3 separate regions of the Homo sapiens genome follow, and regions 1 and 2 are each linked to region 3. A link is a loop called in an ENCODE intact Hi-C map of the cell type or tissue named here. Cell type or tissue: CD4-positive, alpha-beta T cell. All regions are shown on one strand. Region 1 overlaps BACH2 (BACH transcriptional regulator 2). Region 2 has its middle 81 kb from the start of MIR4464. Region 3 holds the start of LOC124901361 (a long non-coding RNA gene).

Evidence for each region. A loop is a pair of places that touch in the nucleus more often than their neighbours do. Peaks named below come from ENCODE experiments on the same cell type or tissue, not always from the same donor. Only the 100,000 strongest peaks of a DNase experiment are listed, where the experiment ranks them.
Region 1: a loop joins it to region 3, with 4 times the contacts of the local background. A loop is called at or near these places in 62 of 110 quality-filtered maps.
Region 2: a loop joins it to region 3, with 6 times the contacts of the local background. A loop is called at or near these places in 64 of 110 quality-filtered maps.

What each region holds. Positions count from the first base shown.
Region 1 is chr6:90,217,423-90,219,922 of GRCh38, reverse strand. All of the region lies in intron 3 of BACH2 (BACH transcriptional regulator 2), which reads left to right. Among named protein-coding and RNA genes, the nearest start is that of BACH2, 78 kb to the left of the region's middle. RefSeq lists an enhancer at 1,556-2,214. In CD4-positive, alpha-beta T cell, no CTCF peak of the experiment used is centred here; DNase peaks (open chromatin) are centred at 92, 1,042 and 1,632; H3K4me3 peaks cover 1,209 bases; H3K27ac peaks cover 1,855 bases.
Region 2 is chr6:90,392,499-90,394,998 of GRCh38, reverse strand. No RefSeq gene overlaps it. Among named protein-coding and RNA genes, the nearest start is that of MIR4464, 81 kb to the right of the region's middle. In CD4-positive, alpha-beta T cell, CTCF peaks have their summits at 1,312 and 1,517 (motif pointing right); a DNase peak (open chromatin) is centred at 1,518.
Region 3 is chr6:90,293,896-90,296,395 of GRCh38, reverse strand. All of the region lies in intron 1 of BACH2 (BACH transcriptional regulator 2), which reads left to right. LOC124901361 (a long non-coding RNA gene) reads left to right here and starts at 1,190. Exons shown (of 2, transcript XR_007059676.1): 1 at 1,190-2,500. RefSeq lists a silencer at 315-374 and an enhancer at 1,158-1,247. In CD4-positive, alpha-beta T cell, CTCF peaks have their summits at 792 and 991; DNase peaks (open chromatin) are centred at 235, 1,105 and 1,615; H3K4me3 peaks cover 2,500 bases; H3K27ac peaks cover 1,217 bases.

The DNA of each region.
Region 1 (2,500 bases), 76 kb after region 3:
AAAAAGAATCAAAACCTGTAGTTAAGTTGGTTATTTGCAGTGGTGGTATGTCATCCTGTGTGAGACTGACGTCAGGCAGATTGAATGCAGAGGCAAACTTCGGGAGCGTGTGTGTGTGTGTGTGTGTGTGTGTGTGTATGTGTTTTAAAGCCCCACTCCCAGAATATGAAGTGAGTATGAAGGGCACCACAGCAACCCCTGGATCTCTCAAGAATGTACCTGTTTTTAACATGCTGGATCAAGTGTCAGCACTCAGTAGATGAGGAAGGGGTAGAGCCCGACTTGTACAGATTCCGCGGATGGTAAATGGCCCTCTGGCGTGTTTACAATACAGCTGTGCATTCTTAATGGCTCTGCCGCTGCCATGTCAGGTAAAGTTTTCTTTGTACGTGATGAATGGCAGAGAATTCTTTAGCAGAAGGAACCAAAGGAGCTGGGAGGAGGAAAGGGGAAGAGAAGAGCGGAAAAGAGAGAGAAAAAGAAACACACAGCTCCAGAGGGACATAGCCTGTGCTTTGCAGTTGCTTGTGTGGATAGAAACCAGATGGTAAGCTGGAACACCCGCTTGGCTATCTGAGGAGCCAAACATATGGTTAATGGTCGGGAGAAATAGCTTTCAGAGCCAGGGCTTTGCTGACTGCCTCATATTACAGATTGTTACAGTGTGTCATTACATTGCCAACCTAAGTGCTTAATACCCACTGCAGGCGCTGGGCATACACTTACAAGAAAGACTTTTAGCTCTTTGCTGGCTCTAAACAGAGAAGTGACATCATAGGGAGGCTGAAAATGTCTGGTGTTGGAGGTGGGGAGAAGGATAATTTTGTAGTGGAAACAACAATTTTTTTTCTTTTTTTTACAAGCCTTCACTCCACTGAAGTCTACTGTTTTCTGAGAACCTTTTAATACTAGACTGGTTCTCTCACTCTCTCAATCTCTCTTGCGTGCACTCTCACTCTCTGTGTCACACACACACACACACACACACACACACACACACACGGAAAGGAAACCGAAATTCACAGCCCAGGCCATGTCCCCCAACTCCAGTGGATTTGACAGGCCTCGTTCACCTGGAAGCCACATCACTGACTCAGAGGCCCTGCATTTGAAGTTTCTGTTTGGGGAGCTTTGGGCAACAGCAGGCCTGTGTTATCTAAGGAACTGCTGAGCCCATTCATCTGCTTTTCACGGCCCGTTTCCTTTTATTTTTAGCCAAATCCGTCAGGCCTGACAGGCGGGTAATTCGAGCCAGAGAAAGGGCAGAGCTCCAGGTCCTTTCCACAAAGCAATTCTTCTCCTCCCTCCTGGGAGGGCTCCAGACTTGGCCTGCTTCAGGCAGATGGATTTGTTGAGTCATGTGAGATCATTTACACAAAAACACAGTGAGGCAGTGGAAATTAAAAAAAAAAAAAAGAAAGAAAAGAAAAAGAGGAGGGTGGGGGAAGAGGAAAGAGGGGAAGCCAGGGGAATGTGCGCTGCCCTGCTGCTGAGGAGCATAGGAATTTTGCAGTGAGGCAGCTAGACTGAGGAATGCCTAGAGTCATTTGTGTATAAGGTAATGTCTAGTTTACAGAGTGGGGCGGGCCAGGCGAGGACGGCGCCTCCAGCAGCTTGCCTCTGTTTAAAAGAAGAAGGTGTTGGGAAACTTTAAAAAAATTTTTAGAGCAACACCCACCAAACAAAGACCACACTGTTGACAGCGTTGGGTTCCAGTAGCGGTAAACTACCAAGGGGCTGGTTTACAGAAAATGAGTTTGCTCTGTGATGTCATACAAGTTTGCTTTGTCCTGACGCCAACATGACACTGAGGCAGCAGAGGAGGGAGAACAGGAAAATTGGAACCGTACTCTTAGTTAATGGTTTCCAGAGATTATTTAGCAGGACTTGAACAGAGGGAGGAAAATATTGTGAAGGATTGCTGCGAGGTGTACCATAATTGCGGTAGGTAAAACAAAGTCATTACTATGGTTTTCTTGCTCAAGAAGGATTGAGCAATGACTTCAAAATGCCAAGTAAGGTATTATTTTTCCCTACCACAGTATTTATTTTCCTTTAGCTTCTGGGGCATTAAAAAAAAAGACCAACTCTCACATCATGGCAAACAGTATTAATGTTAGTGAATCAATTTTGTTTACTGTTTATACCACAAGCCTTTAAAACATTCCATTAAAAAATTGTCTCCCGCTCATTCATGAAATTCTTTTTTTCCTTCAAATTTGCTTACATGCATTAGCTTTGTTTGGATAGGGACTTTTTCCCTTTTTGGCTGGAGTAAAAGAATGCATAAAAGAATAGTGAGTAGATTATCTAAATGTACATTCTTACAACAAATGTAATGAAAATATGCCGCGTGGATGAGAGGGAATATTTGAAAACAGAAAGAAAAACAGAAATGGGGAGCATTTCAAAATAGTCACCCTGATTATCTTTGTTATGATGCATTTCTTCAATTCTGCATTTATTTAGAACCCTATTGTGCAGCTATTTCTTTTAGCCA
Region 2 (2,500 bases), 99 kb before region 3:
GAACACAGTGTAGCAACTTTATAATCAGTAGAAAAACCTAGTACAATGCCAAACAACTTGATGTCTTGTTATGATGAGAGAAAAAAAACCATAAAATTTGCCTCCTATACATAAAAATGGGAACACTGGACACTCAGGACTACCAGAGGTGGGAGGTAGGGAGGGAGACCCCGGTTGAAAAACAACATATCAGGTACTATACTCACTACATGGGTGATGGGATCATTCGTACATCAAACCTCAGAAACACACAATTTACCCAGTAAAAAACCTGCACGTATACCCCCTGAACCCAAAATAAAAGTTGAAAAAAAATTTGCCACCTATAACATGATTTTTTTGCAAGTATCTACTGCTTTCTGGACCAAAGAGCCTCAACCAACTTAACATATACTCAGTGATCATCTAAAGAGAATAAACGTCCAAATAGCCCTTAATGTGAAAACTGTTTACACTTAGAAGCTAATGAAAATAAAAGGAAATTAAGTTAAATGCAGCATAATAGTCACTGGAAATATGGGCTTCTCAAAATCATTGATTCTATGCACCCTCCCACCAGTGGGGAAAGGAGAAAGAGAACTAACATATTTGAGTACCAACCTGTGCTAAGAATGATGCTAGTCACTCACATCCATAGCTCATGCCAACCCAGGAAGCATGAGGACCTGCAGCAGCATCAGTAACATTCTCCAGGCAACAAGCATCAGAGTCTTGGAGTCTGGTCCTGCTTTATTCTCCGTTTCTCATGAAGAATTTCAGTGACCGTCTGCACAAGGGAAGCAAGTTAGACCCAACCTAGTGAAGTGATGGCTTTGTTTCATCAACTTACCTACATTTCCAAGTCAGAATTGGATAGTCACTTCTTTCTTTTATATTTAAACACTTCCTTTCTCTCATCTCAGATTCTTCATCATAGCCCTGAAATTCACTTATGCGGGAGCCTACAGCTGAATCTCTGTTGTGTAATGGTCCTTTATTCTAGTATTTAATCTTTTCATCTCACCTACATACCACAGTGTTATGGAACATCGGGGCAATCCCTTCTAATTGACTAGTAAGGAGGATTTCATTTCATCCCTTGGTAATCACATCCTGGGTTTATTCACCCTTCTAATAATTCTATTAGAATGTTTATAAGATGACGTGCTTTTAATTGTTTTCCTGGTCCCAAAGATCCAGAGAGCAAGTTTCTCTAATGGGCTTTGTAACATCCATCCTTTATTTTTATTGCTAATGGACTCTCCAGTAATATAAAATGACTGATGAGTGCAATCAGAGAAAAGCAGAAAAATCAATACCTGTCCAGACTGCATATTAGTTAAAAGCAGGTGAGAAGCTGAGGCTAGCAGACAATAGGATTTTTTCTGCCTCTAAGTATCAGAAAAGGGGGGGAGATTATCTCAGATGGGCTGTGAAGCTCTCTGCAAAGGAGACTACAGGATGTTGAAACAAGGGAGTGCTGAAATCACTTGGTTATTTCTTAGAAATCTGTGGGAACTGCTTCCAGTAGAGGGCAGTGGTGCACACACACGCTGACCCCAGGCACTACCAAATTAATGTTGTCTCTTGCGGGGTTTCTCTCCTCACCTTCTACATCCTGTAGTGAGTCTGGCACAATCGAATTGGAAAGCGCACCCTTGTTCAGACACGGTTATTGTTAGCAGAGCCTCAGCAGCTGCAGGTTCACATTTGATGAGCTAGATTCTACACAGCAGACATGCTAAACATGGTACATGTATCGTCTCATTTAGTCTTCATAACAACCTTATGATACAGGTATTACTATCAACATCATCATCCCCATTTATAGATAAGAAGAGGTTATCTTGCCCAAGAACACCCAAACAGTGGTTCATAGAGCTGAGATTGGAATTGGCTCTACCCCACAACCCAAGAGCCTAGCTACTGCTGCTGCTACTACTACTACTACTACTAGTACTGCTACTACTGCTACTACTGCTACTATTCAGTGGCAGGCCTTACTATCTGTTCCATTCATGTGTACCCTTCATTATCTTACTGTGTGAAATTTCCAAACAGTCAGACCCTAGGTTACTCATACTTCCACCCATTCATAGCTCACAAATAATTTTATATATTTGGCTGGATGCAGTGGCTCATGCCTGTAATCCCAGCACTCTGGGGGGCTGAGGCGGGTGGATCACCTGAGCTTAGGAGTTCGAGACCAGCCTGGTGAAACCCTGTCTCTACTAAAAACACAAAAATTAGTTGGGCATGGTGAGACGAGCCTGTAATCCCAGCTACTCAGGAGGCTGAGGCAAGAGAATTGCTTGAACCCGGGAGGTGGAGGTTACAGTGAGCCGAGATTGCACCGCTGCGCTCCAGCCTGGGTGACAGAGCGAGACTCCGTCTCAAAGAAAAAAAAAGAATTTTATATAAGTGCACAATAAGTAAATAAATTTGAATAATTCATCATTCAAAAGCCCTTTAGATGTCTTTTACTGTACTGTGATGTATAGAGTAAACTCTACGTGCTCCC
Region 3 (2,500 bases):
GGCGGGGAGGCGTGGGGAAACGGCGCGGGAAGGGAGCCCCGGCCGCCGGGCGCGCAGCCGCCCTCCCCGCGCCCTGCCCGCTTTTATGGCATTTTCTAGGAACGGGAAGGGGGTGGGAGCCGAGCCGGCGGCCGCGCCGCGCCGAATGTGTGCTCTCCCTCCCGGCTGTTTACGGCGGCCGAGGCGCATTGTATTTTGCTGGCGTCGAAGGGTGTTTTGGAACAGCAGAGGGAGGAGGAGCAGAGAGTAATAAGTCAGGCATGGGGAGGGCGGGCTGCAGGAGGCGCGCGTCCGCGCGAGCCGCAGCAGCTGTCAGACCCGCGGCCCTGCCCCCGGCCCGGCGAGGCCCGGGTGTCCCGGCCCCCAGCCTGCGATCCCAGCTCCAGGCCGGGCGGCCTCCTCCTTAACCCTCGGCGTGCGCATCCCGGGCTGCTCCGCGAGGACCTTGGCCGCGGCGCCTTTGCGCTCAGCTGTCAGCCGCCGCCGGGTGGCCCGGACCACCGCGACCGGCGGGGAATCAAAGCCCAAGTTTAGGGTCGCAGGAAGAGGCGAGCTGGGGGCCTCGCGGCGCAGACCTGGATCGAATCTCTCCTAGCGAAAGATCGGGTTGTCGGAAAGCGTCCCGCGTAGCTAAGACCTAAGGGCGCCAGGCTTCTGAGAGGGAAACCTTGCACCTCCTCTCCCACAGATCCTCCATGAAGTCAAGGTGCAACACACACACACACACACACACACACACACCCTACACTCCAGTCTCCAAGCCCCAGAAGCTTCACCCAGGAGACTGGTTTATGAAGGGGACACTGCCCTCCCCGTCCCCGCGTCGAGGCGCTCCGTGGCCCCGCTGTGCTTCGCTCACCCGGCGGGTGTTCGGGAGCCCGGCGCCGCTGGAGACGGCGGCGGGCGGCGCTCACGGGCTACCCTAGGTGCCCACGAGGGGAGAGACTGGAGCGAGCATCTCGGCGACCTCGGTCTGGCCAAGCATTTGCAGGAACTCGGACCGTGAGGGGAAGCGTGCAGGGCCGGGAGTGAGTGTGTGAAGGGGTGGCACACTCCTGGCTTCTGGGGTCGCGGGCGCATGGGGCATCCCCAGCACTCTCCCGCGCGTAGGCGAGTTTGGTAACTTGAGGGAAGTTCCGGCGCGGCCGCTGCCGGGGTGGTTTGTCTGTGGCCCGATGAGGCGCGCCTCGCAGCCTGCTCTCCCGGTCACCGCCGTCGCCGTGACCTGTGGCCTCCAGGAAACGAGAGGGACCGGGGCGCCCCACCCGCGAGACGGACCCGCAGTCTCCCGGCGGGCCCGCGGGCGGCGAGACGCGGCGTTCCTGGTTTTCACCTTCGCTGTCTAGTGCTGCAGTCTCTCACTCTCTGTAAATTTCATCTGTTGAGTGTATTTAACTAAAAAGGGTAATTACTTTAGATAAAAATCCTTTCCTGCCTAGTGGGAACCTTGGCGGAGATGATGCCTAATGAGATATTTTGCTTTTGTCTGTTTAGAGTAAAATTAGAGATGTTAACGCTGATAACGGTTTTCTCAGATCATTAAAATGTAACATGTAGGAAAGGCACGTCTTGCTGCAAAGGCTCGGGCTGACATGAAAGAAGCTGAGCGTGAAAGGCTGCCCCTCCTTTGGCGGAGAGGGCTATTTTGGTAAGGCAGCGGGCGTCTTGCTTAAAATGTGAGATCGCCCCACCCTGGTTCTCGGGCACCTCCCGAGTAAACGGCGTTTTTCATTCTTGCAGGTAATAATAAACGTGAGTCAAAATGACATCTTGTTAGAATTAGTCTTTAGTCTGTAAGAGAGATTGCCAAATTACAGTGTTGCGTTCAAACTGCTCCACTGAAAGGTCTGTCAGCATTTCCATTATAAATTCAGTTTTTCTGGAGTTTATAATTTCACCACAAAACTTTGAGTGGCTGAAATGTTTTCCCTTCTAGTATTCTGGTTTTTGAAAGAAATTTATTGATTGCCCATTTCCAACGTTTTTTTTACTCTCGAAACCTGAATATCATTGAAATAGAGCGAAGTCCCAGAAATGGAACACACAACCATGGAATAAAGTATTTTTGTTAGAACATAACTTTATTGGTGCAGAGCCGTATTTTCGTTTTGCATTGCAGGAGGCTTCAGGTTTGCCATTTGGTAATCATGAATGTGTTGAGTAAATTCTTCTGCTGTCTGTCTATTCTGCAGGTGGACTGAAATGTCAGTTGGTAGTGTGTTTGCCAGGATTACATGGAGACACACACTTCTCAGTTAAGTGTGTGTCTGAACTCATAGCTAAATTGTGAACACTCCTGTTAGTTACTTTTTTGGTTCTTTGTATGTTGCATGTCAGGATCTGCTATGAAGAAGAAGGGGTGAGGTGAAAGAGAGGGAGGGGATCAGGATTCACTTTCTGTATTACCAGTGCCTGGGAGAAAGCCATTTATTATTTTCCTATTGAATTATGCCCTTTGACTTAGTATCTTCAGGCAATTCTTTTCCAGTAGCTCACCTCT